Linked DNA regions of Homo sapiens: region 1 is linked to region 2. Evidence: chromatin contacts called from ENCODE Hi-C data. All regions are on one chromosome and are shown on one strand. Each heading gives the region's core, a stretch centred on a gene start or an enhancer-like site at or near the end of the contact. The rest is flanking DNA. Distances are from core to core; before and after follow the strand shown. Region 1 overlaps BCKDHB (branched chain keto acid dehydrogenase E1 subunit beta). Region 2 holds the start of LCA5 (lebercilin LCA5).

Evidence for each region. A loop is a pair of places that touch in the nucleus more often than their neighbours do. Pooled maps may share reads with other maps.
Region 1: a loop to region 2 is called in a pooled map, with 5 times the contacts of the local background. The contact joins the enhancer-like site here to the promoter of LCA5 in region 2. A Hi-C loop is called at or near these places in 2 of 37 single-sample maps with no recorded cell type and 4 of 50 pooled maps.

Annotation. Positions count from the first base shown.
Region 1 is chr6:80,162,519-80,165,218 of GRCh38, forward strand. All of the region lies in intron 3 of BCKDHB (branched chain keto acid dehydrogenase E1 subunit beta), which reads left to right. Among named protein-coding and RNA genes, the nearest start is that of BCKDHB, 57 kb to the left of the region's middle. Within about 2 kb of position 1,298, at least 5 of the 41 ENCODE cell types and tissues checked have a DNase peak (open chromatin) inside an H3K27ac peak, as active enhancers do.
Region 2 is chr6:79,536,086-79,538,785 of GRCh38, forward strand. LCA5 (lebercilin LCA5) reads right to left here and starts at 1,345. Exons shown (of 8, transcript NM_001122769.3): 1 at 1,080-1,345. It also overlaps a transcript of SH3BGRL2 not described here. RefSeq lists enhancers at 1,241-1,814, 1,809-1,858, 2,389-2,700.

The DNA of each region.
Region 1 (2,700 bases), core at 48-2,547, 630 kb after region 2:
CCATCAGCCTGCAAATATGCTGTTATTTTTTCCATCTTAAAAACCTGTCTTGCTGGGTGCAGTGGCTCACGCCTGTAATCCCAGCACTTTGGGAGGCTGGGGCGGGTGGATCACCTGAGGTCAGGAGTTTGAGACAAGCCTGGCCAACATGGTGAAACCCCATCTCTACGAAAAATACAAAAATTAGCTGGGCGTGGTCGTGGGCGCCTGTAATCCCAGCTACTCGGGAGGCTGAGGAAGGAGAATCACTTGAACCCAGGAGGTAGAGGTTGCAGTGAGTGGAGATTGTGCCACTGCATTCCAGCCGGGTGACAGAGCGAGACTACATCTCAAAACAAAAAAACCCAAAACTCTCTTGACCCCATATTCCCCTCTAGTGACTGCTCCCTTTCTCTTCTCTTCTCTCTCTCTCTTTTTTTTTTAAGACAGAATTTCACTCTGTTGCCCAGGGTGGAGTGCAGTGGTGCCATCTCAGCTCACTGCAGCCTTGACCTCCTGGGTTCAAATGATCCTCCCACCTTAGCCTCCTGAGTAGCTGGGACTACAGGCACGTGCCACCACACCCGGCTAATGTTTTTATTGTATTTTTTGTAGAGATGGGGTTTTGCTGTAGGGTCTTGAACTCCTGGGCTCAAGTGATTCTCCGAAAGTGGTGGGATTACAGGTGTGAGCCATAGCGCCTGGCTTCTTCTCTCTTTTATAGCACCGTTTCTCCATATAATTGTCACTACTCATTGTCTTCAATTTCTCTGCTTCTATTCTCTATTCTCACTTGAAGTCACTGCAATTAAGCTTTTTTTTTTTTTTTCTCTTCTCTCCTACTTTGCAGAAACGGTCATGTTAAGGTCACCAATGATAAAATCCTCAGTCCTCATCTCACTTTTTAATAGCAGTATAGACACAAGTTAATCACTCTTTTCTTGGAAACACTTCCTTTTGGGACAACACATTCTCCTCCTGGTTTTCCTCCAAACTCTGGCTTGTTTTCCTTCTCAACTTGGCTGATTTATGTCTCACCTGCTTGTCTTGTTAACATTGGAGTATCCAGGCTACAATCTTAGATCTCTTCTTTTCTCTCTATTTAAATTTACTAGGTAATCTTATCCCATCCCTTGTTATTAAATGCTGTCTTTATGCTGAAGACTTCCAACTTATATCCAACAGTCTAATTGATAGCTCTACCTGAATATCTGAGGGCATCTCAAAGTAAACATCTCCAAACCTGAGCTGCTGATCTCTCACCCAACATGCTTCTTCACAGTTTTCCCTTTCTCAGTTACTGGGAACTCTGTCCTTCAGGTTACCCAGGCCAAAAGACTTTGAATCATCCTTAGTATTGCTGTGACTCATACTGCACATCCATTTCATCAGCAAATCCTTTTAGCTCTATCTTTAGAGTATATCCAGAGTCTCACACCATTTCTCCACCTTCTCTGCTATTATGCATTGTTATCTCTTACTGGGATTATTGCAGTAGCAGATAATCAATCTTGCTGTGTCCACCCTTGCTATTGACAGGCTATTCACCAAATACGAGTCAGAAGGATCCTGTTGAAATGCAGCTCAGAGAATGGCATGACCGTACTCAAGAACTTCCTGTTTTTCTCACTCACCTGCTCTCTGACTCGCTCTCACAGTAAAAGAGGGTTTACAATGTCCTCCAGGGCCCTGCTTGATCATCTACCCATTCCATCCTGTAACTCCTTGACTTTATCTCCTACTACTCTTTCTTTTACTCTAGACCAGGCAATCTGGACTCCTTGCCCTTCCTCTGATATATTAAACATTTTCTTACCCCATGGTTTTTGTACTTGATGGTCGCTCTGCCCAGAATATTTATTCTCTCAGATATATGCATGGTACACATCCTCATTTATTTAAACCCTTTGCTTAACTGTCACCTCTCAGTGGGGTCTTCCCAATGTCCTTAAAAATCATAGTAGTTTCCCTCCCTCCATCACCTACTCCCCTGGTTCATCATCTAACAAACTAAATATTTCCTTCATTTATTTTGTTTTTATTGCATTTCTTGTGACTAGAATGTAAACATTCATGAGGAATGTTTTCGTTTTGTTTGCTGCTGTTAGGAAAGTGTCTGTATAATATTAAGTAGTTTAAAAACATTTGTTGAATAAATGTATGAATTATTATAGTCTTTTCAGTGTTATAATTTTTCTATTACACATAAGAAATGGAGCCTTAGAGTGTTTAGTAATCCGTGGAGGTAACACTTAAACCCAGGTCTTTCTTGGCTCATAGTGCAGTCACTCATGTATTTTTTCATCTATCAGGACACTTACAGGGTACTACAGGAACTTTACATTGGATGAATTGCATTATAAGATAGAGGAAGTCATCAATATTGTGTGTCTTATTTGTGCTCTTCTCCTCAATCAGTATCTGGGAGAAAATAGAAACCGATTTTTAACAGTTCATGTTGAAGCACTTTTTGCTACATCATAGAAACTTGTCAGAGAGACTTGTTAAACTATTTCCTCAAATCAAACATGTTTTGGGGTAAGAGAGTTCTGAGAAACTCACTTTTTTCTGCTTTCTATTGGCAACAAGGCTATATTTCTTACCGAGATGAAAAATATCTAAATCCCATGAACTAGCAAGGAATCAATAAGAATGCTGCTAGTTTGGTTAAGGTGGTTCAGGTATTCCAGGGCTGTGAATTCCATGGGAGACAGCTGGAAT
Region 2 (2,700 bases), core at 95-2,594:
ACTTAGAGAATCAAAACAAACTATTATTTCCTATAACTTATTTGGATAAACATACTAGCTAACATGGGAAATCACAAAGTGAAATATTTAAAATGGTAATATAGAATTTAAATGTGGAACAACTGGAAAAAAACATAGATTAAAATAACCATGCAAAAGAAAGAGGGAATGAGTAAAGAACTGGAAACATCGGTTTTACCATTCTAAAACACATATAGCCACTCCCTCTGCCAAAAACTAAATGATGACTTCTGATTGCAAAGATATCTCTAATGCAAGTTCTTAACGTGAAGATAAAGGAGGGGAATAAATATGTATGTGCCCAAGTATACTTTCCAAAGAACAAAGTGAACAAAAAAGGGGTTTATATCAGATGAACTGGACCAGGGCTCTTCACTGTTAAACACTATCCCACGGTCTATCTAACGTAAACATCACGTATCTGAGTACCGACTCCAACTCGAGTATGCCAAAAAGGCACTTTCTTTTTTCTTTTATTTCTAACCATCTTTACTCCTCTCATCCCATCCCTGAAGGATGTATAGAAGTATCACAGCCTGGACAAGTACGGCTTTCCACTCTAACCACAGTTTTAATAATAACACATCTATTATTATCCGAGAGCTACCAAAGCCTCCTTTTCCGTCTTGGCCCTTGGCCCTGCCCCTCCTCTCTAGTCTTGAGTCTCCACGGGCCTCCGGGGTTTTTGTTTTGTTTGTTTTAATAACAACCACTTCTCTAGATCCGCTTGCTCCCTTTCTTCTCTTCTCGGTCCCAGGAAGTAAATACCCTTTCCCAGCTCCTCTCCTCCTAACTTCCCAGTCCCCCCAGTGCCGGTCAACCTCCCTTCCTCGGGACCCTCTCAGAAGCCGAGCTCTTTACTCATTTTCCTAGGTCTTCCTTCTCCTCGCGGTCCCTACATCCTCCCCCATCCCTAATCCCTTCATCTTCCCTGCTTTAAGAACCACCCGCAGGCCCCCATCCACGAACGCCCCTTCACTAGCTACCAGACGCTTCAACCCAGCCTCACCTCGCACCTCCACCTCCCCCGCCGTCTCCACGCCCACTTCAAAGCCCACCTCCAACCCGCAGGCTCTTCAGCAGAGCCGATGCGGCGTCCCGCCTCCTTGCCTTCCCTCTTAGGACCAAACTCCCAGCTGGGGCCTCGGCGTCTGACCGCCAAAGAGCGGGTGCCTGGTTCCTGCGGAGGCTGCCGGGCGGGTGCCGAGGTTGCCGAGATGCGGGAGGTTTGAACACAAGGATGGGACAGAGGCGAGGATCGGGGCTCCTGGGTGGCAGCGGCGGTAACCTGGGCTCCAGGGTAACGGAGGCGGAGGCCTAGACTGCACTACGAAGAGACCGCAGCCAATCATGATGACTCTACCCGAGCTCCCATTGGCTTCTGTCTCCAGACGGCCCTTTTTATTGGCTTCAGTGGAACTGGAAGGCGGGACGGCGAGTGCGGGAGAAGGTCTCCATTGGCCGACCGCTCTAGCTGTAGCGGAGACCCCCAAGTAGGGAAATTGGGGCAAAACGCGGAGCGCTCCAGGCTCCTACGGGCTGTGCGGTGCCAGGGCTCGACTGCTGAGCGTCGTGGGCTCCGAGAGGGACGCGGGCGGAGGGCAAAGTGGGTTCATGATATGAATTGTAAAATTGGCGACTGCGTAATGTAAAACACTTAACAATTGCTTAGATTTCCTTTGGGAAATAACTTGCTTTTAAATTGTAAACAAATTACAAACAAACTGCTAGTGCTTCTGGATCTTCTTACCGAAATGGCTGATTCAGGAGGATGCGGGGTGAGTGCACTATTGTTCCTGCCTCGAGATCCTGGCTGTGAATCACCAACGAGCCGTGAGTTTGGCTTGAAAGTGATTTTTAGGTTTTGGAACGGGTTTGGGGTGGAATGGCATCTGAAATATTTGCACACAAGTTTTTTTTTTTTTTTTTTTTTTTTTTTTTTTTTTTTAAGGAACGTTTTGAGGAGCATGTCAGCCTATTGAGCGCTGATGTGTGACATATTTTCTCTTTTAGAAATGGCATTAATTGCGGGAGACAGGGAAGGTAAAAAAAAATCCTCTTTCGTGAGGGCTTTAAACTGCTCCGAGCCATCTGATTATCAAGGTGGTTTAACACTACTCTGGTGTTCTCACTATTGTTAATTTCTCACTGGCCTTTTTACCACCATTCTGTAGAGAATCTAATATTTGAAGGCAAATGCGTTTAATGAATCTTCTAACCATGAAGATTGGTAATTCCTGCTTCTCGCTCAACCTCGTTTTTCCACCTTTGCACTGTTTCAAAGCTTTCATTTTATCCTGTCAATACATTTTACTTCAAGTTACAGACTAACCCACCCAAACAATATTGTGATTAAATGTAATTTTCTGTATGCGAAATACATCTGTACAAGATGGCAGTCATCTGTTAGTGAAAATAAGATGAGTAATCCCTAAATTGCACGGAATTACTTTTCATCAATTCTTTAATCTGTCTCTGCTGACACTGTTAAAATAGCTCACTCGTTATTATGGACTCTGTTAGAATTAACATGTAAATGTATGGGTGGATTACTTATAAAGGAAGTTGCTAGGAAGAATCAGAAAACATACCGTATTTACGTGGACAAATGTCTGTCACAGGAGCGTCAGATCAGGATTGCTGAAGGAGAGCTGAGAATGAAACCACCATTTATTCAGC